2 separate regions of the Homo sapiens genome follow, and region 2 is linked to region 1. The links are chromatin loops, found by intact Hi-C in ENCODE. Cell type or tissue: heart right ventricle. All regions are shown on one strand. Links, peaks and the distances in the headings refer to the core of each region. The heading gives the core; the rest is flanking DNA. Region 1 overlaps NRIP1 (nuclear receptor interacting protein 1). Region 2 overlaps NRIP1 (nuclear receptor interacting protein 1).

Evidence for each region. Peaks named below come from ENCODE experiments on the same cell type or tissue, not always from the same donor. Only the 100,000 strongest peaks of a DNase experiment are listed, where the experiment ranks them.
Region 2: a loop joins it to region 1, with 1.8 times the contacts of the local background. A loop is called at or near these places in 25 of 110 quality-filtered maps.

The regions. Positions count from the first base shown.
Region 1 is chr21:14,995,811-15,011,178 of GRCh38, forward strand. The region is part of intron 3 of NRIP1 (nuclear receptor interacting protein 1); the gene reads right to left. Among named protein-coding and RNA genes, the nearest start is that of NRIP1, 62 kb to the right of the region's middle. RefSeq lists enhancers at 9,209-10,144, 12,039-12,208. In heart right ventricle, for the core only: no CTCF peak of the experiment used is centred there; no DNase peak of the experiment used is centred there; H3K4me3 peaks cover 636 bases; H3K27ac peaks cover 2,211 bases.
Region 2 is chr21:15,047,141-15,062,508 of GRCh38, forward strand. All of the region lies in intron 1 of NRIP1 (nuclear receptor interacting protein 1), which reads right to left. Among named protein-coding and RNA genes, the nearest start is that of NRIP1, 10 kb to the right of the region's middle. RefSeq lists enhancers at 10,058-10,107, 10,328-10,377, 11,753-11,802. In heart right ventricle, for the core only: no CTCF peak of the experiment used is centred there; no DNase peak of the experiment used is centred there; H3K27ac peaks cover 3,294 bases.

The DNA of each region.
Region 1 (15,368 bases), core at 4,507-12,506:
TGGCCCTCCTCCAACACATTTTCCACACTACAGCCAATGCTCTTTGTAAAAGGTAAATCTCTTGGCTAAAAACTCATAATAGTTTCTATTTCACTTAAGAATAAAGTCTGAATTCCTTTCTATGGTTTGGAAGGCTCTGCATCAACTGGCTCCAGTGCATCTGACCAACCTTATCTCGCATCATTTAGTCCTTTGCTCATTCATTACGCTCCAGCCAGGCGATGTCCAACAGAAATGTAATGGGAGCCACCAATACAACTTTAAATTTTGTAGTAGCCACACTTTTTCAAAGTTGAAAAAAAGTAAAATTAATTTGAGTATATTTTATTTAACAAAACATACCATGGTATCAATATGAAATCACTATAAAATTCTTAAGATACTTCACATTCTTTTTGTAGTACTAAGTCCTTCCTCCAAGTTGGTGTGTATTTTACACCTACAGACTACCTCCATTCCGGAAAGCTGCATGTGGCTTGTGGCTCGTAGCTTCTTCATTGGACAGTACAGCTCTCCAGCTACACAGACTTCTCTGGATCCCAGAACACCAACAGTGCTCTCCGGTCTTTGGGCGTCTGTGTGAGTGGTTCTCTCTTTTGAGAAAGTTCTTTCTGGCTTTCTTATGGCTGCCTCCTTTGCCTCCTTCCCCAAACTCAGCTTAAATATCACCCGCTAAGATACGTCTTTCCCAATGACTTTAGGCAAACAGTCTCCCCATTTTATTCCCTAGCAGAGCACCTCGGAGATCACAGTTGTCTTAGGACTTCTCTCATTCTGTCATTTTTTGTGCTTGCTTTCCTTGCTTTTCAAATATTTGTTTATGTCCTGTTTTCCACCACTAGACTATAACTATTGCTCCATGAGAACAAGGACCACTTTTATTCTGTTCACCATGGGCACATCTGAGATACCGAATTTTTGCTAAATATAATAAATGCACGTCATTACTCTTAGTTGCTCCCTGGCCACTTCTAACATAATATTCAGAAACAACTGGGAGCATAATATACGCACAAGAAAACAATAAATAAATATATATAATTATTTAAATTATAAACCAAATAAAGATGCTTACATGATATAATTTTTGAAAAATCCTTATTTTCAAGACACTTGTATAAAGATAAATAAATCACTTTATTAAAAATTATAAGTACTATCCAGTTAAAAAATAAAACTTCACTTAAACTCAAATCAAATCATAAGGCATTTCGGATATTTCTCCCTTTCCTGCCTTCCTGAGAAAAGCACTGTGTTAACTGCTCTTCATTCGGCATTCAGACTTTTAAAGTCAGATCACCCCAGTCTCCTACAGATCTACAAAAAATCTCTAAATGCCAATAAATTTTTACAATTAAAGGGAGAAAAAAGGAAACTATGAGTGATATTTGAAGAAAGATAAAGGTTTAGTTAAGATTTAAACAAACTAAATTTTACCTTTTCTGCTCTTAACTCTCATTTTCCAAATCATTTATTGTAATTCTAAACTGAGATTCACAGCTCCTTCAGACATATTATACTTTTAAGTGGAAAGGTGATCACTGACAAGTATGCAGTTTTTGATACATATTTTAATAAATTCGGTACAAATAAAAATCACATAACTGATCATGACAAAGAATATATACTTTGGGAGAGGAAAAAATATGACTAAAGTGACAGACCATTATCTAGGTTAAAAACTGAGAATAAATTAATAGGTAAAAAATAGACATAAATGGTTGGATACAGCTCCCATATTATGGTTACCTAGTCAAGTCGTCTGTTATTAACAGCAGGATAAAAAAATACGTCAGTAGAAGACATGGTAATCTTACACGTAGACACACAAACCCACAAAAATAATCATTATATATATCATTTATATTATCCTTGAATATATATGAAAAAATATATTTTTATATTTATATATATACACATAAATATATTTATATATACAATTTATATATAATTTGTATATACTCCAGGTATTATACATTTGTCTTCTCATTTAATCCTCATAACCTAAAGAGGAAGACACTAAAATAATCCCCATTTTGCAGATGGGGAAACTGTGGTGTAAAGAGGTGAAATAATTTGCTTGCACACTTTGCCCAACTGTTGAACTAAAGAACCAGGCCTGGAGATTTATTTTCCAGTAATTGGAAGGAAAGGGTTAGAAACACTTTACCACCATCCCTATGACTTGTAAGCTTATAAACTTAATTTTGAGCATGAGACAGCCACGTCTCCAAACCACACTGCTACTGTCTAGCAGCTTCTCCAGTATCTCTGTGTTTGGTCAATTTGGCTTTCTGATCATTTCTCTAGTTCCTTGTTCATTTCTCTACTGGAAATAAAACCAAGTCATGAGTAGCCCATGTGGTTGAAGGCCTGACCCACCTACAGCTAAGTCTGTCAGCACCCTGAACTAGGCATGTGAATTTTGGATGGACCTTCTCAGTCTTTAACCTGAATATTTATCTGACATGTACCGCTGGGACCTATCTGCAAACCACAGCTCCAATCCCAGGAGTCTAATCTCTCCATGAACAATCTGAATTAGAATATTTCTTGAATTTCTTGAAAAGTCAGCATTTAATTATCACTGAAGGAGGCAAGCATTGCCCCTTGGTGGTCCCCACATGGCAAGAGACTCAATTGGCTGCCTTCCTCTGCAAAGCCATGACTATATTATTAAAGAAAACACTGCCACAGATACCAAATGTCAACAGACTATATAACGTGTTTGTGATGTGCTACAGTTGACCCTTGAACAACGCTGGCTTGCACCGTGTGGGTCCACTTATAAGCAAATTTTCTTCCATTTCTGCCAATCCTGAGACAGCAACACCAACTCCTTAGCCTACTTAATGTGAAGATGATGAGGATAAAACCTTTATTATGATCTACTTCCACTTAGCAAAGAGTGAATATATTTTCTCTTCCTTATAGTTTTCTTCAGACATCTTTCCTCTAGCTAACTTTATCATAAGAATACAGTATATAATACCTATAACATATAAAATACATGTCAATCAACTGTTTTAATGTTATTGGTGAGGCTTCTGGTCAACAGTAGGCTATCAGTAGTTAAGTTTTGAGGGAGTCAAAAGTTATATGCAAATGTTTTAACTGCACAGTGGCTGGGACTCCTAATCCCCACATTGTCCAAGGGTCAACTGTATTCACAAGTTTATTCCAGTGTGAACTCTCGTAGAAAGAGAGAGAGAGAGGCAGGCTCGTGCTCTGTTGTCCAGGCTGGAGTGCAGTAATTCAATCACAGCTCCCCATAACCTTGAACTCTTGGGCTCAAGCAATCCTCTCGCCTCAACCTCCCAAGTAGCTAGTTAATTTTTTAATTTTTAGTAGCGATAGGGTCTTACTATGGTGCCCAGACTGATCTTGAACTCCTGGGCTCAAGCAATCCTCCTACCTCGGCCTCCCAAACTGCTGGGCTTACAGGGGTGAACCACTATGCCTGGCCACTGTAATTTTATGTAAAGTTTTCTTCTCAAATTTTAATACCTTTCTTCATAATACTAAATATGTTGTCACCCATTCTTGGCATGGAAGTCTACTGAGTCCACATCCATAGGGAGCAATTGAAAATTCTGTGTGTATGAGTTTGCTTTGATTTATGTTCTATTTGGTTATAAACTTTACTGCAGCTACAGGAATAAAATTTGGCTAATATAAACGTAACAATTATTATTTCAGAAGCATAAAATTGAACAAAGAGTTGATACCAGGTTAAAAAAAAAATCACTTTTTTAAAAGCTAGATGATTTGTGTTTTAGCCCTGGCTCAGGTCCTAAGCAGTTTTATAACAGTGGCTAAGTAGGAACTTGCCTAAAGCCCAGTGTTCTCATCAGTTAAACGAACTCTTTATAATAATTCCTAAGGTTCCTACTGCTCAAGAACTCCAGTCCAAGCCTAGCTAACACTGGATACCAAGTAACACTGCATGCTCATTTACTGAACTTAGGGAAGTATCACCCACATAAAGTTGTTCTCATGAATGTCTTCCATTTCATGGCTTAAATTAATAGCCATAATAACATGTCAAATGTTTGTTTTCTCTATAGTTTAATGTACCTAGATATATCTGACTAAAATTAACTGGTGATTTTCTTGGATGTTTAAAATAATTTGTTGATATTGGTTAATAAGCATAATGTACCTAAACTGACAAGATGAAACTCTAAGAATTAGATTTCACAGCTTAACAAAATTCAACAACACAGTAGATCTGCATATGAGGGGAAAGAATAGAGGCAATTTGAAGGGAAGAAGAACTCAAAGCACACATTTGGAAGAAGTACACTTTAAGACTCAGTCATTTGAACTACTCTGACTGGAAAACAATTCCATAAACACCATTCAGAGAGATTCCTGTTTCTTCAATACCTAGAGTACTTTCAAAAGAGCAACTCATGTAAAAACTCACTACCATGAACACTGCACAGATTGAAACCACAAATAGCCAAGAGAGAAGAAAGGAATGTATCGGGGTGGGTGAGAGGGGAAGGTGGTTGAGGATTCCTTATTCATGTGTTCAACAAATGTTTATTAAGCAGTTATTATATGCCAGGTACAGTGTTAAGCACTGTGGATACTTTGGTAAACAAAATATAGTCCTTTCCTGTTAAAACAATCTTCCACTCCATCAAAAAATAAATAAATAAGAAAAAAAAAGGAAAATATCAATTTTCTCTACTTGGTAACCTATTTTAACTTCCCCATCTTACTTGGCTAATTATTAACCATGTGCATGCCATGTATTTCTTTTGAGAAAGTGAAAGATTCTAAAATCTTCAAAATTTGTAAAGTAATTACAAAATCAAAAACTGTAAGTAAAAAGAGTTTAAAGAACATGTTTAATTCTGAAAAATAAAATATTCTGATTTTTAGTTCCATAGTTTACTTTTCCTCTACAATTTCTGATATGTTTTTTCAATAGAGAAAAACCCACAAAACTAGGTGTACAAAAATACAGTACAAATAATTTTGATGCCTATATCCAATTGAAACAAAATTTAATAGTCTGAATTTTGTAAGGGAGTTCCAAAGTTCTTTGAAAACATCCCCTTTATAGACAATATGACCTCAAATAGTTCATTTTAATCAATGTTTTTATGTCACAGAGTGATATATTTATTATTAACAGGTGCTTAAAAATGCTTCTTCACTTGGTCATTTTCTATAAAAGTATCTGCAAGCCAGTCTAGACCAATGTCTATAGCTTGTGATTATACAGATCTCCGGAATGTCTTCAGGATGTATAATTACTACATACAGAACACTTATTCACACATTTAAATGGAAGTGAAATGTAATCTAAAAAATGTAAAGCTATATACTAGTTTCAAGAATACAAAAGTAAACAATAGGAAACAACTTTCATTTCATCAGTGTATTAGTATGAGGTATTTTGCTTCCTCTCTCTCCTAAATCAAGTGTTCTGATTGTAATCGAAGGATCAGGATGGGGACAGAAGAGGGAAAAGGGCACCTGCAGTTCACATGTGGCAAGAGGCTTGGACAAGAGGAATTTCTTTTCTCCCCTTGCAGTACAGATTTATACACAACCGAAAAAGTGCAGCTATGACCACATTTTAAGAATGCCTAAAAATGCCCAGGAGTCTAATCCCTATCACAGATATTTTAATCACTTTATAAAATCTTAAAGCATTTATTCCTTTCATATTAAGTAACCTCAAATAACCCAAATTGTACACTACAAGTCTCTATTTGAGTAACAATCACAGAATTAAAAAAAATTATAAGAAATATGCAATTTCCTTTTCTACAACCGAATAAAACAGTATAATGTTTATGCAAATCAAGCTAGCAGAAGAATAAAGTAAACAACACATTTCTTAATTTCTTAATATAGTTCAAGGTGGTGTAGTGGCCACCTCTTTTCTTTTTTTCATGAAAATCTCTTTCCTTTGCACCATGTTATATAGGATCTTTAAGAATATAATGTACTGAAGATAATTTAAAATAATTTTCTAAACTATGTCCATAACCACCTCCATGACTGCTCCCATCTGATGGTTAAAATCTTACAGTACTAGCTTGAATTTCATCTCTGCCTCACATGTTTCAAGCAGGGAAGCAGATTTAGTGCCTCAGAACACTTTACAGGGTTTCATTATCAATCAGGTTATGTTCCCGGTGACGCTTTCAGTAAAATTATCTTATTCAAATGAACTCTCTTGGACTGAAGTAAACAAAGCTGTAGCCCATTGCTCTCACATACTCTCCATTCATTTATTTCCTTTTTCTTTACTTAGACTTACAGCACGTGCCCTAGAAAGAGCGCATGTTGAATATTCCTGGAGTGTCACAATATGCAATACAATAAAACAGATTACGGCCCTACCTTTCTCTCACAGCAGTGGTGCCAAGCACAGGTACACCGGAGTAATCAATTTGTTCTGCAGACCGTAAGGCTTTCATAGAATACTAATGTAAAATCTCTTTTCTTTCTCCTTTGCCTTGACTCCCTAATGCCCAGGTCCCGACCAATACAAGGAGGAGGGCGGTATGTCTTCTGCTGAGATAACCACAACTACTAATCAAGTATACGTGTACAAGGGCACAGGATTAAACCTCCACCAAGCTTGAGTCAGGGTTTGAGAGCAGCTAAACACATGCACAGCATGGTCAAAATTAAACACACACACACACACGCACCCACGCACACACACGTGCCATGAAAATACAGATGTGTCTACTTCGGTGAACTAATTCATCACACTTTACCATGCCTCGTTTTTTTAATCTCAGGGGCATAAAATTACCTCCTGTTGAACTGAGGACTTAGATTCAACAGTGCCCAACAATTGTTTTTCCAGAAACGAGAATCATGATCAGTCTTCTTTGTACTCAACTGTTAACCATTTTTAAAACTAGGCATTTTTCTTAATTGTACTATCCAGCGCAGTTTTACATGAATTTATCATTTCAGGTATTAACATAGGGTTAATAGACTCTGCATGGATTCTTCAGATTTTACACTTAAAAATATATTGTAATAGCTCAAGTCTACTTTACCAAGAAAAGTATGTGCATTACCAGTAATAAGACATACAAAAGATTTTCATGTATCTTGAAGTATTTACATTATGAATAATCCCAAGCTATTTGAAAAATATTTTCAGGTCTCAACAATTATTTAAAAAGCACCTTTAACACTTCATAATTATGGCATCACGGTGGTATGGTTAATCTTATAAATCTAGAGTTCTGGTGTTCTTTTCAATTAGACATTTTCACTTGGCTTATTTTTCTTTTATTCAAAATATGAAAAGGTATGCCAGTCATTGAGTAGGCGAATGACAGAAGTTGTTAAATATTTTTTAACAACATACATTGCCACATTTTAATTTGCCTGCCTTAATTTTCAAATAACTCTTGAAAAGTATTGATAGTTAAGGGGCTGCAAACTAGGCAAAAATTAAGAACAAAATACTCAAAATAACTGAAGAAACTTATTAGGAGGCATCCTAAGCCGTTCTGTTTTCATGTAAACAACTGCTTTAACACTGCTAAAATACATGTGTCTCATTTTGCACTTTTTCTATTTCTTAAAAAAAATCAGTAGGAACAATTAAGAAATACTAGGGACTCAATGAAGTATTGCAATAATGTTTAATCGATACTGATGCATTTGTCCTTGACACACTGACCATGTCATCAGGCTACTGTCATCTTATATCATGTCATTTCTCCACCTGGCTCATGACCTTGTCCTCTAAATGACCTAAAGCTTCCCTCAAGTAGCAGGAGGCCCCTCCCCGCTGTCTCAGCAAGGTCGAACGGGTCAGCGTGTCCTCATCTATAATCCACCACCATTTGTCAGCAGGGAGGCTGGAGGAGGCAGGCTTGCTACAAGGGGAGAATGCCCAATTAGGCAGCTGTCACACAAAGCATAGGCTGCAAAATTATCCCCTGTCAAAAGAAAGAGCAGCTGCGGGTGCCAATTACAGCAACCTTTCAACCCTTTAGGTACTGGAAACTACACAGAAGTAAATGAAGAACAATTAGTGATAACAAATCGATGAATTAGGACAGTAAATTAGAAATTACTAGCAGGTGAGCTTGGGTCATACATGACATTTAGGGCACACCAGACTCCAGGCAAGGGCAGGATGCAATGAATCACACTAACCATTTCCTCACATATAGATTTCCCCTCCAATATTTTCTTTTTGCAAACCTGAGATCTTTAAAATACCCATACCTAAAAATATGTATCTTAATATACACACCTTTTCATTTCATGGACCCCCAAAATTGTTTCTCAATAGGAGAAAAATCCTTCAGAATAATAAGTCTAGTTCATTCTAACTTGTTTTCACACAGTCCAACATGTTATCCCCTCAAACAAATTTCTTAAGTGTCGCCCACAAAATCCAAAATATCAGTTTAAATCATCACACTTAAAATATTGTACTTGTCCTGATTCTACTTCAGTCAAAAAGCAACTGGGTATAAATTCTGAGAAAACTGCTTTGCTAATATCATAATGTTGAAGGTAACTTTCTCTACACAATGTCATTTTGTGGATAAAAAAATAACTGCCATGTGTGCTTCTATACATAATACACATAAAGAAAATATCAACCACAAAATTACTCTCTTAGATTGTTCTGCTCCAATCCTGCAGAGGTGATATACATTAAGTCTCAAGCACAGAAAGCCAATGCACTTGGACTTTGTCCAACTAATTTATTTGGTAGTTAACATTCGCAGGCAGTGAAGGAGGAACATGGGGAAACAAGCCCCACCAAGGGGAGCAGATCCAATATGGCTACCGAGTGTTCATGGACATGGTTTCATTGTGCCTTAAAATGTCATGCATGTTCAGAAACAACTTTCTTAAAGTCCATTTTTAACTAAGATTAATTTTTTTTCCATAGAAAAAAGATGGTCTTCCTACATCAGTTCTTTGAAAGTTGAGAAACCTGAATGATACGTGCTGTTATTTCTAAAGAGGCAGGAGAAAATTGCTTAACTAGACTTCTAAATCACAAATGGATAAAAGTGAGGAAGAGAGAAGGTGAGGCAATAAAGAAGCACTTTACTCACCCACCTCCAACACATTATAAATAAATCACAGTTGCCAGAGGGAAAAGTGTGTAACTCCTAGTTCCTAAGTCCAGCCATGTGATAATGTTTCTAGGAGATAGATGTCATGGGGAGAAAACTTCTCCATGAAAAGTTTATCTGAGAATTTGATTTATAAATTATATTTCATCATTTAAAAACTGGGCATTTATAAATTCTCTTAAGTTTAGAATGCAACCCTCTAAAGTCAGACATAAGGAATTCAAAGCAATGACAAATAGATAGGAATGAAGGAGTTAATGCCTTTAGAATTCAGCTTCCATCATACATGGGTGACTATCTCTTTAAATAATTTAAATCCTCTCCATCAACTACAAAGCTGTTTTGAAGCCATTTAGCTTTGTTCTTTACATGTGTTCTAATTAAGAGATGACCTTGTCATCACACACACCAGAAATCCGGGATTATTTCCTACAGCAAAAATTCACAGAGCCCCCCAAAGAAGAAAAAGGGGGGTAAAAAAGTCTTCTTCCTCAGTTCCTCACTAAAGGAAGTTGTTGGTTGGTTGAACGCTGAGGCAGTTTCACCGCATAATTTTTTTGTTGTTGTTGAATGTCACAGGGCGGGTTAGTGTGACCTTGAGCTGCATCAGCAGCACAGCAAGGGTCGAGATGCCTGCAGGCGCCCTTGTACTGGATTTGCAAGACAAAAACCTTCAAACTGGCTGAAGGACATCTTAAATCTCTTCAAAGGTTTTCCGAACTAATCTGGGCTGCTCTTAGCAGGATCTGTGCCAGTGTGAGAAGCAAAATTAAAAACAAGGTCTTTGACAGGATGTTGTCTCCTCTTAACCCTTCCCAAGCAGAATAGAACAAACCACCAGCATTCTGGAGAGAGGGTTTACCTAGAAGCATTCTTTTATAACAAATTATGTAAGCAGACAATCACAAAGAATGGGGCAGTTATTAGTTCTCAAAAGTAAACAACCCTTCCATTGTGCTTATTAAAGAATTCAGGTCGAATTCTTTCTTGACTATATTTCAGTGTAGTGAATGTAAAACTTAAAGCTCTATTTGTATCTTTCAGATTTGTAGCACAGTCACAGGTTAAGACTAAAAAATATTTCCATCAATATTTATCTCTAGAATTTTCATTTTTAAAAAAAAATACATGGTTTTAGTTGGTTAAGTCACAAACTTCACGCATACTGCATATAGCTTACTAAAATTACAGGTAAGGAAAATTACATTATAGCATGTTTACTAAATTTCTTATTCCCAACATGATGAATACATTCTTAAGACGGAAAAAAAAAATCATTAGAATAGTGAGTAACACAAGTAAAACAAGGTAAAGCAATCTCGGTCTTGTTATAAAAACATCAGCATGACATTTGATGTTTTAGCATTACCAGTGCATGGGCCAAAAGAGAAAGTATTAATGCCAGTAGAGGGTGTTTGATTCTTCCCTGGCAATGCTCTCAAAATTTAATTTAGTAGCTAAAGTAGGCAAATGTTTAAATCATTACTCTAGAACAACAAAAGGAAAAAGGTGAATAAAATAGTCCTGGCTTTCAAGAAATAAATAGTCTGGTGGAACAAACAGCTGTAATGCTTAAATCACAATATATGCTAAAATCAGTGTGTCTCCATCTATAACATGCTGGTTTGTCATCATCAGATATAAGGTATGTCATGATTAGTTCTAAAGAGTATTTAGTGTAAGTATTTAGTGTTAAGTACAGAATTTAATAAGGTCTAAGAGGTTGCAAATTATTCCCTTTTAAAAAAACAGACTAAATAAATTCAAGATAACTTGGGTGATAACCACACTTTCACTCACTTGGATTCAGGTATGTTTTCCTGAACAGGACAGGAAAAGGACAGAGTAATAACACCTAGTGAGTAAATAAGACCCGAGAGTGCACAGTGCCGGTGATTTTCTTCCTTAGTCTCTGTGCCAAAGGAGAGAGAGTATATACTGTGCTAAATGCAATGACTGAAATATGTAAAAAGTGCTCTAGGAACACAGATAGGCTGTAACCAGGTTTTTAGTTCATATGTACACATGCAGGTGGTAGTCAGTGATGGTTAAAAAATGAGTAAGGGCTAGCCAGGCAGAAGAGAATGGCAGCCATTCTAGGGTCCAGAAATAGCACTCAAAGGCAAGGAAGAGCTGAGTGTGACACAGGAAGTGTGGTAGTCCAATGGGAGTGGAGATTAGGCTGGAAATGCAACTGGGACCAAGGACTTTGAATCAAGGCCATGCCAAGAAGCTGGCCTTTATCTGGTGGGTTTCCTTACAAGCAATGGTATTATTAAAAGCATATTAGAAAAACAAAACCAGAAGCTATGGGAGTTGTTGATAGCTTGGAGGGAAGAAGAAACTGTAGATCAGTTAGTGCACTGCCATGGTCAAAATAAGGCAAAGGCAGGAGAGTTGAAGAAAAAGACAGCTCTGGAAACAATGAAGGCTGCTTTGAATATTTAAAAACCAATTTGTTTAACATAAACAGTGCTATAAGATAGGGTGTTATTTCATAGCAACTTTATTGAATCAAAGATAAAAACGATAAAAATAATTACTATATCTCAAGCCTAGGTTTGATAAACACTGTGCTAAAAAAATGATTTCTACAAAGTTTCAAAAAAGTAGTAATTCTTACAGGGGTGCTTTAAAGAGGCAGAATCAGATCCTGTTTGAAGTCTGAATTTTGTACTTTGAACTATCAACCTTCATTAAGTATTAGGTAAGGGTTTTGCTAAGACAGTGACATGTACCTTTTCAGAACAGTGTGAGAGCGTATTTCCCTTGGCTATAAGACAGAGATGTCCGACTTAAATTATAATGTGGTTCTTGGAGCTAAGAGTTCTATCCAACGCTAATGAGAAAAAAAATTAACTCAGCAAACATTTCTTGAGTCCCGACTACGTTTAGGACACAGAATTAAAAAATAAAAACTACCCAACATTCTATCAGCTTCATGTTTTTAGATGATCACTCATAATGATATCAAGTCCTCAAATTCCAGCTTGCATGACATCATCACACAATAAAAACACTACGAGTAAAAACAGTATGAAGCTGTCAGTAAATCAAGTGTCGGAACTAGCAGCCATCTTGGTATTCCGATCCAGCTGAAAGGTACACAACGCATTCCCAGAACCCTCAGGGAAGACCCAGCACCAATGTAATTTGAAGAGCGTCGTCAGATACTCTAGAGACTGACTGTCCCGCTGAGACCTCAGAAAGAATTTAACAGAGTATCAGCCAAGGTAAGAGAGTAGGGAGTAAAACAGAACAGGAGTCACCAGGGCCAAGTAAATATCTGCCAGAGAGCAGACTGTACTCTCAGAAAAGGACCGCCAGCATCAGGGATCAGGTTGAGGCAAGTGGAGGGGAAGGTCACACAAAGGAGAGAAGGAAAGACTTGAGGGGAAGCCTACTCAATCCTGCAAAATAACACATCAACTTCATTTTGTGAAACTTTTTTAAACGACCAAACCTCTAGAGTTGGGCGAATCACCGTAGAAGAAGTATTAGAAGGTACACAAATCATAAAGAGGACTTGAAAGCCGGGGTAGGGGGAAAATTGACAGGGCAAAACTAGGAATGACCTTACTGAGTATCCACAAATAAAATGACTTCTCCTTGAGTAAGCATCTCTGTCTTACAGCTGCCAAGCCAACGCTGGCAGTAAGTTTCAGCACATTCTAGGTCTAGACATTAATAGAAAAGTGGGTAATATGATACACCGTGCAGTTATTAAAAAAAAACTTATTAGTCTACAAACACAAAAGCAAGGTTAACATTATTGGAATAAAAATATAGAAGATTCTGTTCGCAATTAGACAAGTGAATTGCCATAATACAGCAGTCCTCAAAGGGTGGTCCAAGGATGCCAGGGGTGGCCATGACCCATTCAGGAGGCACATGAAGAAAAGACTACTTTCATACTACTAAATGTTATCTGGCTTTTGGTATCATTCCTTCATAAGTGTACAGTAGAGTTGTCTAGAGGCTATATACATGGAATGCATCCTTGTGTAACTCTTGTTTTAAATTTTTTCTCAGTTTAAATTTCTAATATGATAAACATCAGTTGATATGAATCTCATAAATAAAAGCTCTCTTGGGTCCTTGATAATTTAAGAATATAAAGTTGTCTTGAAAGCAAAAAGTTTGAAAGCTGCTGCTATTAATAGTTGAAAAGTACAATGTTGGTTTTCTTCAAACATAATCTCTTCTAATTTCAAGAATTTCCACTATAATTATGGCAGATAAATATTGTTCTCTGTGCAGAATGTCCCTAAGACCAAGACGAGGAAAGAAAAGAAAGAACTTTCTAAAAAGATGAGTAAACTAAGGAGGATATGAAAAATCTCCCATCTCTAGAGTCGTTATTATTCTGAATTTACCATACAAGGAGTAACAAATGTACAAATATTTATAAAGAAGCTGCTATGTTGTTAAGAGCTGAAGTTATAAGGATAACTAAGTGATAAACCAGCCCTTAGTGGGCTCACAATCTCATCGGGAAAAAACAGATCAACAACATAGTGAGATGCTACTAAAAAGATGGCATGGACAAAGTGGAGAAAGCACTGAAAGACACAATTTTTGGAAGAAGACTGAGTGGTAAGGCAGGGAACACCATTTTTAGTGAAGGTTCTCTACAGAGGCTGCATGTGAACTGACTCTAGGGACAAACAAGGCTTTCTCAATTAGAAAAGAAGCTTCAGTATTCTTCAGAAAGTAGGAGGACCATAAGCCCAGTCCAGGAAGCACAATGGCATAGAGTATGTTCTAGAAACTTTAAGTAATCACCTCCAAGAATAAAAATTGCCAGTAATGACAAACTTTTATAGAACATGACAAAATAATTTGATGGCATGTTCTATAAAAGTTATAATTAAATTTAATGATGAAAGATGTGGACTTAGATTTTGTAGTCTTGCTAAAAACTTCTGTCATATAGCTTTTTAAAAAGACAATAAAAGTGAGTTACTAAAAAAAATAAAATAGAAACAGACAAACAAATTATTGGCCTTTACTGCAGATATTTTGAGAAGCACTAGCTTGGAGGACAGGCTAGAAGATGGCAGGTGGGGAGGAGGTGCAGAGAGGGGCGGCAACAGCAGGAGACAAAGCTTCAAGCTAGAAGCTTACATAGACTGTACTATGAACATTTTTTTAAATAAATAAATGCAAAAAGGAAGCAAGCGAGGTTTGAAAATTACTCATATACCTCTAATCCAGAATGAAGAAATTCTAGTTATCTAAATAAAATGCATAAGCTCTGACGTTAGAATCAGAAAATTTTCAGATATGCAAACCACAGGCCACATGGTTGAAGGGCAAATGTAGCAGAGAATCAAGGAGACTATCAGGTTCACAACAGTTAATTTCAGTGAAAAAAGACCAGGGTCTGTGTAAGAAGAGAAAGTGTATTGACAGTTTGATCAACACTTTTAAAATTATTTTGATTCCTTCATTTGAAACCTTTCATGGAAAAGGAAAAAAAAAAAAACCTGAGTTGATATGGAGGCTTCGCATATAGCGACTTTATAAAATCTGAGTTGATATGGAGGCTTAGTCTAGTAGGGATCTTCCTCCCCAAACAACGTAAGTTATATCAATTAAGATACTAAGTAAAAGACTTAAGGAAAAGTCAATTATTTAAAGATACCAAATTAAAAAAATGTTAATTGTATTAATGTTTCCCATAGTAACAGTAAGTTAGGATTAAGGAAGGTCTATTACTTTTCTATGTTCATTATGCTATTGCAATTGCTACATTATTTTTGATCAGACAAGTAACACAAGCAAGCTGGAGTTTTAGGAAGATCTGGTGGTTGTAAAAGACTCGAACAAGGATGTCAGTAAACAGGCCTGCCAGCACAAGAGCTCCAGATGAGAAATGATAAGACTCTGAACGAAGATGGCTGGCTGTGAGAAAGGGAATTAAGAGTGGATGGAAGCAATGCTGGAAACTAACAATGATTCATTTGAGCCAAGCATACAGATTTTCTTACCAGGGTTATCCACAAGGCCAGGAAAACACTAGTGAGAAGGCCAAATTGGTTTACGGCAATTAATTCCAACTAGGACAACTCACCCAGATTATAAATTGATCTTTCTTTCACCAGCATCACGTTTCTACTAAAAATCTGGTGTGAAAGTTTAAACACATTTTACAAAGAGTTATTTCTTAAACAAATAAAAAAAAATATGACTTTGAGGAGTGTTTTATGAAGTTGGACAGGCATTCCATGTATACAATTAGCCTACTTTACCAACCTCGTAACC
Region 2 (15,368 bases), core at 4,816-12,815, 52 kb after region 1:
CTCAGGAAACTTAAAATCATGGCAGAAGGTGAGGGGAAAGCAAGGCACCTTCTTCACAAGGCAGCAGGAAGAAGTGCCAAGCAAAGTGGGAAAAGCCTCTTATAAAACCATCAGATCTCGGCCGGGCGCGGTGGCTCACGCCTGTAATTCCAGCACTTTGGGAGGCCGAGGCAGGCAGATCACGAGGTCAGGAGACAGAGACCATCCTGGCTAACATGGTGAAACCCCATCTCTACTAAAAATCAAAAAATTAGCCAGGCGTGGTGGCGGGCGCCTGTGGTCCCAGCTACTTGGGAGGCTGAGGCGGGAGAATGGCGTGAACCCAGGAGGCGGAGCTTGCAGTGAGCTGAGACCGCGCCACTGCACTCCAGCCTGGGCGGCAGAGCGAGACTTCTTCTCAGAAATAAATAAATCATTAAAATTAAATTAAAAAACCATCAGATCTCATGAGAACTCACTATCACGAGAACAGCATGGGGGTAACTGCCTCCATGATTCAATTACCTCCCACTGGGTCCCTCCCAGGACACATGGGGAGTATAGGAACTACAATTCAAGATGAGATTTGGGTGGAGACACAGCCAAACCATATCAGGCTGCTTTGTGTTCTTATCATTCATGTGTTCACTGGAGTAGCACTTTTAATGTCCTTTAAGAACTTTTCCTTTTACATTCACAACTTGGTGAACTGGCACAAGAGGCCTAGCTTTCAGAAGAGCTTGGCTTTTGACATGCCTTCCTCACTGAGCTTAACCTTTTCTAGCTCTTGATTTAAAGTAAGAGACCTACAACTTTTCCTTGCATTTAAATACTTAGCCATTATAGGGTTATTAATTGGCCTAATTTCAATATTGTTGTGTCTCAAGGAACAGGGAATCCCAAGGAAAGGGAGATGAGATGGGGGAACAGCCAGTCTGTAAAGCAGTCAGACCACACTGAACAAGTTCGCCGGCTGATATGGGCACAGTTCATGGTACCTCAAAACAATCACAATAGTAACATCAAAGATCACTGATTACAGATCACCATGACACATATAATAATATGAAAAAGTTTTATATATTGTGAGAATTATCAAAACATGACCACAAAGACACAAACTGAAAACATGCTGTTGAAAAAATGGTACTTGCTCAATGCAGGGCTGCCACAAACCTTCAGTTTGTAAAAAACAAAATTATCTTCAAAGAGCAGTAAAGTGAAGCACAATAAAATGAAGTATGCCTACACATCAGCAACACCAAAGCTACCCTACATCATTAACAGGGTATGTCACCTAAGTGTATAAGTCAAAGATATCTAGAATCTTAACTACAGGCAGGATGTTCCCAAAATCTTAGTCGACAGAAGGCATCTCCTCAAAATAGAGTTTATAATCAGACAAAAACAAACAGAACCTGAAGAGACCTCCAGGTGATAAAGGAAAAACAAAAAGCATTATCATTTCCTATTAGGACATTACTTTTTTAGGAGCTAAATAAAAACATTACCAAATCATTTTATGTAATAAAATTTAACCTTATTTTGACCTTTCTCATAAAGCAAATAAACCTCTCTATCCAATAAGGTTCCATCTGAACTATGTAAGATGATAGGCAATACCTTAATTGCATTCATTTACATGACTCTGAAACTATTCTGGGCTGAAGTCACTGACCGCAAGGTCACAGAATACAAAAAAGTAGAATGTGTGTAATTTACCAAGGAGAAATGATCCACTTAGACAGTGTGGCAGCACCTTTTCCATCCTTCATTAGGGGATACTAAATGCTTAATGCAATCAACAGGTGTAGACATCTCCATTTAAAATATATCATACAAATACATACACACACACACGTATTCATTTTACAAATATATAAATAACACTAAAATATATATTTGAATAAGTCCATCATATATTATGGCTTTCTTCTTAAAATTAATCTGCCTAAATAAAGAACAATTCTATACCCTAATAGCATTTAGAAGCAAAATACAATATAGGGCCATTATTTTCCCATTGTCTTATAAAATTTCTAACACCTAATATTCAGGTTACAAAGCTATAGTTTTAGGAAAAGAATTTAAAACACAGGATGCCAAGTATGTTAAGAGTTCTTGCTTTCATTTTTTATAACCTAAACACGAATATATTCAACTAATTTGCTTAGAGAAGCATAGTTTACATGTCTCAAATCCAATAATACTATATTAATAAAAGAAAAGAGGTACAATAGATTGACAGATTAACAATCATAGATTACAGGGGATAATGTGTATTCTCCAAAACCTCAAGAGTATATCAAAACACACACACACAAAAGTTAACCCTACAAATTATTTCCCTTTAGCTTTGTAAAATGCAATTGTAACACAAACAAGGTATTATTGGCACTTGAAGTTACTGGAGAAAAGAGAAGGAACTCAAAAGAATAGGATTTAGGGTACTTTTTAAATGTTTATAATATTAGTACATATGCAGACTGTGAAGTATTTGTTTCAGGTTTAATACAACATCACCAAAAGATTCATTTAAACAGTTTCCACACATTAAATTAGGTAAATCTCTCACATTTAATTTACTATCCAAGCACTTTTACACTACTCAAGCCAATCTTTTGCAACTTACAAATGATTTAATGAAAAAAAAGCTATGATATTATAAAATTCATGCTTCTTCATTTTCTCTCCCTATAGAGAAGGGCAAAACTTTTCTTACGTAAATCTATATTAGATCCAAATCATTTCAAGAGATGCTACTCCACAAAGAACACACAGATGGACATATATTTAATTAATATATTCCTAAAAAACTTCAATACATGATGTCACTTTGTCCTTTGTAAATGAGAAATAAAATTTCTCAATGTCTTCTTATAAGTTAAGCCAATTCACTTTGGATTAGCTTAGTTTTAAAATAAATGCATACATATACATAATAAAATACTAATTCCTATTGTTATCTACATATAACTTTCAGTGACCACATCTTGGTATTTTAATTTTCTTTCTATAAGAAACAATTCAGAGTCAGACATGAAATATATGTGTGTAACTAGGTAACAGGCAATATTTGGTTCCTATTCTTTGACAAGGATAAGCTATTGAGACCAATCAGAACCTTCCAATGTGTTTCCAATGTTCTTGGCTACATTTCTACTTAAACTCAAACCTCAGGAAGAATATAATCTGTTAAGATAACTTTTGTTTTTCTCAAACATTCTCTCTCTGCCTATCCCAAAAGAATCAATCAATGCTTTATGTTACTAAGTTCACTGATTATGAGGACAATGTCTGAAGATTTCATACACATAATATTGGGATCTTCCCTTTCCTTGAATTTCAGAATATGTTGGAGCCAATTTCTATAACCAAAACGTAGTATTTGTGTATCTTTAAATGAGCTACAATCCAGAACTGAAAATGAACTATACTAATGGCATCGCACTTAACAACTTTCAATGAAGAAAGAAATAGGTTAGAGTCTAAGTTCAAACACACTTCAAACTCACGTGACCACAGTAAATCCTACCCTTAAAGCAAGTACATATGTGTGTATTGTTTATGTTTCTTATTTTCTGTATATTATGATGGTTTTGACTCCTTTCTGGCTGGGAAGAGATTGCCCCTCTAGGGGCCAGCCAACGCTTAGAGAAGGCAAAGGACTCAGCGTGCCTTTCACATGCAAACTAAACAATCCACAGCGATACCTCCTCTACCTGACCCATACACCCAGGAGGCAATATTCCCCTGCCTGGTATCTACCAGGCAAACTAGGGATCACTCTTACAGTTTAGAGCCTGTATACCTATAACTTATTCAAAGCTACTATTATTACACACCTATAGCTTATTAGTAGTAGTAGCAGTAGCATTTACCTACAGCTAATGCAAACTAGCGAATCCTAAACTTGGTTACCCGCCCTGCCTTGCCTTTCCCACAGATACTCCAGAAACGGCTGCAGCCCGGTCTCTCTTCTAGCTCCTGCCCCTTTGGCCCCTAGACCAACACTGGGGCTTTCTCATGTGGCCCTGAATGGCATGCTGTGCCTCCGAGAACTCATGAGTATAATAAACTTTGTTTTCCTGAGCCCCTCCTGGGTCTCCTTTTCACATGCACCTGACTGACCACATAAAAGAACACAGAACTCTGTGTGTGTGTGCGCGTGTGTGTGTCATTTTCATTTTATTTTCCCTTGTTCAGGTGGTCAATAAAAAATTATTACACCTTTAAAAAGAGGTACCTAAATAAACAAACCTACCAATTCTGTATGCAAAATTAAATCCTGGACTGGCAGTGTTGCTCAGATAACACTCAGAAAAGAACAATGTGACTGAAACTGTAAGGAACAGGTCAAAAACACTCCATTTAAAATGTGAACACCTGCTACAGAATATTTTGATTCACAAGTCCATCTAGGAAATATTTTTCTTCCTCCCTCACCTGTTCCCCCACCTATCTTGCATTCAACACCATAAACAGCACTTATCCCCCATTATAAAACAGTTGACGGTTAAAACAATGAGCCAACCAAGAAAGTATAATACTCTATAACTGACATTTACTGCATTGGCCTTGGACTTCTAATCTTTACCAGACGGGCACACAAATCAATCCATCAGCTCATAAAGGTGTGCTTTTTTAACCTCTAAAACAGATGGGATTGGCCAGAAGTGTCTGGCATGTCAAACTGCTAATCACTGCTGCCCTTTGCACAAAATAACCCACTTAAGTTGAGGCATGGTTGCACTGTAACCGACATTAGTCTGTGGGAAACCCATTTAACTGTCACACACTCCTGCCACTCCTGCTCTCCCTTAATTAAGCCTAATGCCTTATGCTTTGACCTTTTGTTCTAGCCTATTAACCCTATCTAGTACAAGTTCAATTATGTTAAGCTAAAAACTTTGCTGTAAAATATTAAATGCCAAGCTCAAAAAATCATAAGGGACATCCTCTCAGCCCTAAGTTCTATTCACCCTGATACTCAATACATTTGAAAGTAAAACCTCACTTTCGAAGTAACGCTGATACTGAAGCAAGGAGATGTTGAATGACTCACCCATTTCATAGCTTTTCCGTGGCAAAGCCTCACTAAAACCTATCTAATCCCTAGCTCCAATTCTTTAATCTCCATGGTGCTTCTGATTAATAGTTAAACCACCCGGAAGTATGTTAAGGATACTAACATTTTCACCCCGAAGTATTATCCTTCGCCATCCTCTAGAATATGCTATGCAAAGAGGCCTAAAACAAAATAAACTGCGACTTCAGCAGCTGAGAAGTAATGATTCCTTTCCCCTCCCACACATCAAAACTTCCTATCCTATCCCCTCACTACTTTTTTTCCTTTTTAAAAGTAACAATGGTCATTGAGAACTACTAAATCCTGCAACACTCACAAGGTAGTATGTACAACCACAGTTTTCCCCCGCGATACTTCACTGAAGTATTCAATACAGCCAATGACTTAAACTACAGAAGGTAATTACAACTTGCTACTTATCCTCACTGGACAAATTCACGCAGCATATCTTTTCAAATACGTCTTTTTTACACCTATATGCATATGAATTGCTGCTCACATTTACCAGAATTCCAAAAAACACAATGAAAAACACTTCCTAATTCACTGTAAAATAAAACAAAACGTAGTCCAAAGTAACATGCTATCATTAAAGATAGTTTTACCACAGTGATGTATACTGTTATTTTTCCTTCCATTTACTTCATACAATTAAAAAAAAGGTTCCTACCACTCTCACTGTGACACATAAACAACTTAAAGATCAGTAACATAAAACAAAATTTGAATTTCTGATTGGTATAAAGAAATCCATATTAATTTTAGATTTTCAAAAGATTTAAAGTCAGATTTTAATTTTACTTTTGTTGACTGCCCAAAGGCCCATTTTTACCTATTCTCAATATTAACAAATATTGTCAGCTTTTGCCTTTAGCAACCCTAAACTTTACAGTTTTAAAGTAACATGCCATTAAACAGAATATACAATGATTTTGCAAAAGCAAGATCGTTTAGAGTACTGCCAAAACAATGAATAATCTCAATGAGATAATTTATTAAAGGAGGAAAAAAGAGAACGAGAGTTTAAAATTCACAGTGAATGTGTTTGTGTTGTTAGAATGATGCCTGCAAAGGAAAGCATTCCTTGGCATTATCGGGAGGAATACCCATGGATGTGTAAAATGTAAAATAAATAGATAGATGTATGGTCAAAGCTAAGCAAACACTTGTATCAGGGGCAACTACCAGGAACTTTAGTTTTATTCACCCTTTTCATTGCAAAGGATAATAGTGTTAATTTTGATCAGATGTCATGCCTTAGCTACAACTTTTAGTTCATGAAATAAAAATTAAGTTTGGGTGTCTGCTGAGGAATCCAACAGTGGGAAATTCACACTCACAACTAATTTATAGAAATTCACACATTTCTATAACATACCGACTGACACTAATGAACAATGAGGGAAAAAATTGTTCAGGAATTCAGGATAAGTAAGCACTGGAGGAAAGCACACAGTAGAACACAGTGCATAAATAGTAAATGTGCTCATTTTTCTGCCCTTTTACTTCATATATTAGTCCATTAGCTTGTTCCTTTTTGCTATGATTTACAAGCAGGTGAATACACAGAAATATGAGCCAAAAGAAATATACTGTCAAATACTCATGAAGTTACCTTTGTTAAACAAAAAAGAAACAACAAACAACTTTGTCTTCACAAAGCAAGAAACTAGGTTAAAGTTATTTTAAGAGCATCTGTTAAAAATCAGTGTTATAAATATATATCCATATAATTTATTTTCTATTAGCATTTTAAAATAAATTTCTCGTCTAGAAATCTCTGAGCTCCATTTCAAAATAATTTTATTTTCTGTCTCTTACCAGCAGTTATTAATGTAGTTGAATATGACTCTTAGAAAAGAGTCAGGAAATTCACCTTCAGTGAAGAGCAAATCCTAATTTTTAAAACATAGATGGGCTTCATATACTACTTAATCCCATAACTTACCAAGTTCTGAATCATCAACTGTTCTTGATACCCTCTTAACTTTTAAGGTTACTGCACACCAAAATGAACTCTGGATGTGAAATGTTAAGATTTCCACCTTACCAAGCCGTCAAATCCAAGGCAGTTAAGTGTGCCCAGCTGGCGGGTCCCTTTGACTACAGGAAGTGATGCTAAGGAAACTGCCTAGTAGGCTCCAGAAATATTTGTATTCATTTCCTTACAAAAAAAATGTTGCCCCCAAAGATTTTGCTAAACGTTTTCTAATATAATTTGCGTATTACTGAAGAAATGTAATATTACAAAACAAATTATTTCAAGTACCAATTAATTATAATGTCAATAACAGTCAGTTTCACTTTTTCCCTCATAATTAGTATGCCTGGAAAGAAGAAGATACATTTTAAGGAAAAAATATTGTTCCTTTTAAAAGTCCTAATTTAAACAGACTAAAGAAAAAACGTGGAAGAGCTTCCATTATTCATAAGTTACACATAATAATTAACAACTGCTATGCATAAATACATAAAGGTTCTACTGCTGTGCCAAATTTTGCCAGTGGTTGGGACTGGTACAGTTCAATTTAACAAATGCTTATAGACATCCTTCTGTGTGCCAGACACTTACAGGACCAACAGTACACTGATGAATAAGCTCCTATTCATGGAGTTCTACCAAGGAAAACAGCTATAACACAAGTTTAACTTTTACAATCAGGGCGTACACAAAACTGTGAAAGAAAATCTGATCTTGTTAGAGGCTTGGGGACAGAAGTAAGCCTACAAACTCCCTTGCCCACTGTCCCATGAGGGAGAATATTCCTTTCCAATTTGTTTCACCAACATCAGGAACGTGGCCAGTGTGTGGTCCATGAAAAGGTCTACACATAGGTTTCTTCTCTCTTGCTCTCTTTTCTAGGGGTGTAGACCAACGTGCACTTGGTTCATGGCACATTATCACCACTGGTCCACACAGTGCCCCCTCATCTTATTTGTTACCTTTCTCAAGAGAATAGAGGAATGGGGTCCATAAACTTTGAGATATGTTTCCAGTTGAACCAACAGACCCAACCACCTACATTAATGGTGTTGGAATACTACTCATCAGTAAAAAGTAGAGCTGGCCTGTGAGTGTTCTGGTCAACTAAAGGTATCTGGCTCTCTTTGTCTGCAAATAAATAGCAAGTCTCCCTACTTCTTTTTAAATAAAATTCCAAATGTACGTAACATGTAAAACAATGCCACTGCATGAACATGTACATAACTGTACTATTCTTTTTTTAAATTCTCAGCCTGGAAATTACATTTCAAGTACTAGAATATTCAACAAATCCTAAGACTTTTATGAAGACCATGAGAAGAAAATAAGGTACTAGAACAAAAGTGATGCAGCCAGCCAATTCTCGTTTCATGTCTCAAGACCCAGTTCTTATTATTATAGATCCCTTTGTGGGGTTAGCTTGGATTTTACTGCGGGATCCATCACCAAAGGTTATTAACTATTCCTTAACACCTGGTACACAAACCCCTCTTTCTGAGACTGCTTTGACAAAAATAAACAAAAAAGTGTGAAATAAATCAAGATTTGACTGACCATCCTAGGTCTACCCAACTGCTAGCTGAATGACTTTCAAAACGTCTTTAAATTCTTAAGGACTCAATTTCTTCCTCCGTAAAATGCAGATAGTAACTGTTTTGGGCATTTTAACTTAACAGCAATAACAAAAACTACAGGAAGATAAGTAATTATTGACCCCATTGTATCACATGGATCCCCTGGCAATTAAAAAAAAAGATGAATGAGATATTAAGAAATAAAAAGGAAAACAGAGTAAAGACAAAACAGAAATAAAGAAGGAAACCCAAAAGGAAAGAAAATGGCACATAAGCACTAAATGGTAGCATTTTATCATTATTTTATTTATAGTCTACACTAACTGTGTGCTCTTCCATACAAAAGATGCATCTAAAAACTAACTTGTTTGATAAATGGGGGGAGGACAAGGTGCCTCTAAGATAGGTGTGCTTAAATCCAGAGCAGCCGTAGCTTTTATCAAATTCTCTTCCAACCTGAAAAATCTAACGATTCTATGAAATAACTTCAATTTGTGAAAGCCCAAGCAAAAGAAATTCAAAGTTAAAAAAAAAAAAAAAAGAAAATGTGACTTTGACTCAGGTCAGTCAAGTATTACCAGGATAGATAAAAGTAGATTTTTAGCAATACAGTTAACAATGGGTCTTGCCACAATAATAGCAAACATCCAGATATTGGAAAGGAATCAGATGGTAAATTTAAAAAAGACTGTTTTCAATCCTTATATTTGGCTTCACATAGATTCAGTGTATTTTAATTCATTTTTTTTTAAAAAGCATGGATCAGTTAAGGAAATAATATAAGTTCATTCTGATCTTTAGGAAGACATTCTTCCCCCCATATTGTTCACTTTGACAATTTCTCTTTTTTCTTATTTGGCCAAAATATAACGTATTCTCTAAACAAAACACAGATGTTTCCTTTGCAGCTTTTATACAAATCTCTTGCTTTTCCAACATGATTTGGCAACTCAAAATCCAAAGCACCCTAGAAAATATTATGTTTACACGTCTTATTATTCATCTTTGTGTCTCCAATATAGTTTCAATTTGACTATACCTTTCAGTGTATAGGGAACCACTCAGCTTGAATCTTTTAGGTTCAAAAATTCCATAAATTTTAAATGAGGCAAGTAAAAGGAGGTGGAGAAGCTCATAACTCCATTTCTTATGGCTTTAACAATAAAAGAACGTACCTGGTATGTACTTAAAAATGTACTATGTGCCACAAAGCTCCCCCACTCAACAATCTCCCTCCTGACACAGTCTACCCTCAAAATAAAGTCAACTACTCCTCATCTCTCTGCTTCCACTTCCTTCCAATTCACAAATACATTGTTAATTTCCTCTTTGCATTTCAGAGAGCAGTTTATCAGCACAGGATAGTCTTTAACAAAATTGTTGTGAGTGAAGATAGGGTAATTAAAAAAAAAATCATGTTAAGAACTGTTAATAGTCAAGAGTTGTAACTTTTCAACCAGGAAGAGCTATGGTTCTGAATTTGCTACAACTGCTCCTTGAAGTGGACAAACATAACTAGCCTTGGGAACACTCAGTTTAAGACCATGACAAGCTATTTCAATGAATTATATAAAGAAACATAGTTGCTTTCACTGCCTCAAATAACACCGCAGTAATTCTGTGATACACTTCAGAAGAGTTAGCACTGGAGGGAAAAGAGCCTGTGCGGCAGCCCTTGGTGACTACATTTCCCTCCAGCGCAATGCAGGTAGCAGGACATCAGCGCTTTGAGAACTAGCATAAGCTGCTGCAGAATCATCGACTGGCAACAATGTGCCTTCCCAGAGAGCCTGGTCTTGGAGAATCCAGGCTATGAGGCTTGCAAATGCTGCATGAGTTTTATGGCTACCAGGTTGGGAGCAAGGTTTTTTAACGGCTTCCTGAATGTCAGATGGCAACTGGTTTTTTCTTCAAACAATGGCATATTCTTTAAGAAAATCAAATTATCAATGAAATTTGCCATGTGACCACAGGCAAGTTAACTATTCTTGCATTTTTCAGACTAGGTTTCCTTATCTCTAAACTAGAGAAAATGATACCTACATGTCACAGGGGAACTGGAAGGATTAAAAGACAAAATGTGTGTAAAGCTTCCAGCACAATGTCTGGCACAAAACGGTTGCCCCAAAAAGTTCAATACTCTTCCTTTCCCTGCTCCCCCTCCCAACAAAACAGGAAAAGGCAACAGCCAAGTAACTAAACAACTTCTTAATATTCCAAGTTTCTACCCAATCATCTCTTCTTCTTTTAAAACCACAGGCTTGAAATCTTTACTGTTTACTGTCAACAACGGCATATACTGCTGTACAGTCAGAATTTTAGAATTTAGAAATCAAATATAACCCCCTTATTCAACAGATGCTGCCGGGGGAGATAAAAGGGCTTTCCTTTTATCTGTATCATCTTGATTTAGTAGCAGAACCTAAACTCGAAAAATAAACGTGGAATAACAGGAATACTATTTTTTAACATGTTTTTCAAAAATCAAACCTGAGCCTACATAACCCATTGTGCAAACAGTCCCTTTAGGAGAAAAACTGCAACTGTGATTAATTTCTCTCAAGAATATTTATTTCCCATTTGGAGAGTTTCACATGTTTCCAAACATATTTTCTTGATGTCCTCCATGTCATTGTGTATTCTCTCCTTCCCTTAATTTGTTTCTTTTCCAGTGTATAAATCTATTGCTCTATTATAGATTATTATAATATAAACTCATAAATTCAGGAATTTAAAAAAAATCTTTAAAAGCATGCTTCTCAGAAATCATTACACTCTGTTAAACACTTGCTATCTCTCAACTTCTAGATAGATTCCTCAAGAGAGAAGTCCTTTTTTCATTCTGAACTTCTAATTCTCAAATTTTGATTGTGTCCTGTTAGTTACCAAACACACCATTATACTACTACTCTCATTTCAATATTGTACATAAACGATTCCCCATCTTACTAATGAAATGCTTTTTTAAAGCAGTAACATATTTAACATGTGCACATGTTATGAAGAGTATAGGCAAACTCAACTATTAAAAACATGTAACTATAAGGAAAGCCATCTTAGACACTATATGTGACTACAGCTAAGCTTTTCTCTTAAGTATCTAAAGCAAATCACCAGACTTTTACATAGTACCCTCACATAGCTAGATAAGAAAGTAAAAGTAAAATAATGAAAGCAGACTCTAAACAGCAGAAGCTCCAAACTCCTTAGTTTCTCTGTTGTGCTCAATCCTTTAGCAAATTACAGGCCTGAAAACAAGGAGTAGCTCTATCACTTAACAAGTGACTAAGGAATGACTTTGTTAATTAGAAGTCCAAGGGTGAGAGGCTCCTTTCCACCAAAGCTCTGAATAAACATCAACATCAGGTCAACCAGAGTTGTCTTGGTCCCAGGAGTAGCTTAAGCGGATGACTCAAATTCCCAGCAGAATTCTAGTTTAATATTTATTGGAACTCCGAGCTTAGTCACACAGTGACTTGGAATTTAAGACACATGGGGTCTCTTCTTTCCATCCTTAAAGATATTTTTGCTAAGTGACACAAAGTTAAAGAGGCAAGATGGGTTTTAATTTAGAGTTTTTATTCCCTGAGGTGTAAGAAATTAAAATTTTATTTTCTGGGGAGAGTGAACCATACTAGCTCTGAATTTCAAACACAACTATTAACCCTGTCAGATAATTCTATTATCAAGTTTTACAAAACTGTTTACTATTATTATTTTTTTTTGCTACCCCAGCCCTATGTATTGAAAGTGGAAAGAAGGAAGGGAGGGAAGGAGGGAAGGAGAGAGGGAGAATGGATGAATGGATGTATGTCACAATCACCTTTCTAGCCAAAACTGCAACATATGCTGGAGTTCTTGAAATTATTTCAACCAAAAAAAGAATCACAGGACTCATAATTTGTTTAGCAGGTAATTATTTGCCCCATTATCTTCAAGAACAATCTATCTTAAAACTGTGTATAGCTTTTTAAGAAATCTTAATACTAAGAGGATCCTTTTTTTCATAACCCCAAAGAGTGTTTTCTTCCTCTATTTTTGAATTGCCAGCCTTCTCAATTCTTTAAATCTGATTCACATTATACTACTTTTAGAGTTCTAGGCTAAATGTTTATCCATAGCATGATTCAAGGTATTAATTTCAACAAAATACTAATATAATGATAAAATGTATCACATTTATTTTCAACTCTTTCCTATTCTTCTGATTTAAGAACTTAAAGAAAAATATTTTATGTTTCGGGTGCATTTTGATAAGCTAAAATACCACAACTTTTGTAATTCTTCATTTGTAATATTTGCAAGATAGTGTAGGGATCAATTTGAATTTCAAGGTTCATGATATAGAGTATGTACCATAACAGTGAGAAAAGTTAGTATAAATTCCTACTCATCTCAGTTTCTATATTTATTGCAACAAATTAAAACTGCATTTCATAACTCGTAGTAAAACAAAAGGAAAGTTCTGTTTTAAATAAACTCCAACCTTCAGAATCCTATACATTCAGTATCCATCAACCTGAACACTAAATTTCAAGAAAAAACAACAGATGGGCATCCATATAATAGTTTGCAAAGAAACCCTGATAAGACTTCAGGAGTTTCTGTGGTCTCTATTTTCCCCCTACCATGAATCATAGGTAATGTGCTTAAATAAAGCATTATTTCTGCAGTTATTTACATGTTTATCTTTATCAGAGATCCTATAAAAGAATTATCCAGTTCACCACCCAAACTTTAGCACTCAGAACACGGTTTTCCCTGTTGATGAAGACCCTTGTAAAATTCCAGATCTTAAAAGATTAAAGAAAATGTGATCTAATATTAATTCATTTTCCTCCAAAGTATAACTCCTGATTCCATGCTGGTACCCAATTTTGATCCTCTACTTTAAAGATATCTCAGAGACATTCAAAACAAAGTGTGAACATGCACAAAAGGGGAACTTGTCGTTTCTCTCCCTCAAACAACCACTATTTATATAATATTGCTGGCCTCCTAAAAGAGAATAGAATCCATTACCATCAGCAATTCATGTCTCTGCTTCAGCATCAGATGCAAACAGGATACAGAAACTAGATCTCTCTCCTCCATTTACTTTTTGTTCATTCCAACCTCTCGACATAATCTTCAGTTCCATTCCAATGGCCTGTTTCACCATCTGACACTCCTGGTTTTTACCTTCTCAAGTCTTAGTGGCCATAGTGGTGTTACATTTCTCTAATTGTTGTGTTATCTAAATACTACAGGATGAGCCTGCTCATTCCCCCTCCCCCAAAAGTCCCTGAAAAAACTACAACTTAAGGAAATGCAACTTGAACCTTTTTAGTTCACAGATTCAAACTCATATCCTGCAAGACCCTAGCATATCTTGTTGAAAATTTTCTTTGACTTTTCAACAGTAGTCAAGATTATTTTAATGAAAATATTTCTCCAGTTGGAAGACATGGGTATACAGGACTTTGCTAGAACGGCAAATGCTTTTTCCCAGTCTTCATCCGTGTAACAGTAAATCGTTATTAAACAAACACACAGAACAAAACCCACTCTGATTGTGTATCAATCACCTGAAGGGGCAGAAGGGAAAAGTACAAGAGTGAAGAAACTTCTCCCCACCCACAGCCAAGAAGGAACGCTGCAACTAAGGCAGTTTTTCATGGAAGAAAATATCCAAAGATCTAGACAGTGTTTATTTTAGAAAAGGGGAAGAGAGCAAGGGAGGGAGGGAAATGGTAGGGAAGGGACTACCATTTCCTCTTACTAACCTACATTAAAAACTAATTGTATCAAGCAATCTCAAATGCGAAAAGCAAAACTGACCCTAGCACAATTTAAAGTGAATAATGTTTTCCTTGACAAAAATTCGGTATTTTAAACTCATTCTGAGCAAAATTATCTTTTAACCTGATACACCAAACTATTACTGCTTTTCCCAAACAACAGTTAGAACATGAGCTTTTGAGTTTCTTACATTCTTTACGTTTTAAAATTAAAAGCCAAATTCCTTTAACCTCATATATCCTAAGCCACTCTGATTTAAAATTACTTCTATGTCATTGTCTTCTAGCATTGGTCTGCAATAGAATCTGTGCAATTAACAATAATCTTCTTCCCTCTGATCTTTCTAGAGTCAAGGATGGCATATCTCCTTATCTTATTTGTTCCATTAGATTGGCATATTTTGCCTCATCTGTCACCTTCTATCAAACTCTGCTTTCAGATATGCGTTAATTCATTTTTAGTTGTCCTCAATGTTCTAAAATAGTGATGTTTGACAGAATTAATACAGTGCTCTAGTTCTTTCTGTTCAACTGGTATTTAATTAAAGATCTTGGAGGCCATCTTTCTCTCAGGCTACACCACTTAAAGGAGGAACATTACTTCCTCCATGGACAATGTGATAAGCCACATGGCAACAAAGCTGCCTCCCTAAGGTCTCTCATTTAATAGACTGCTTTACCACATATAAACTACCAGCAAAACAGATTATCACTTTAATTCACATTGATTTTACTCTTCATATCTCTGAATCACAACTCTGTCATGGGCTGCGTTCTCTCTTAACTTCTGAATTTCCAGAATTTCTGTAGTTGTAATGCTCTCCTGTATTTTTGCTTTTGTTTCATCTGGACTTCAAAAAGTTCTAATGGCATCTGATTGGGAAGATTTCTTGAATCTCTGATAACAACGCAGAAGTCTTTAAGCAATCAGAACTGCCTTGGCGCACAAACTGAAAACTCCG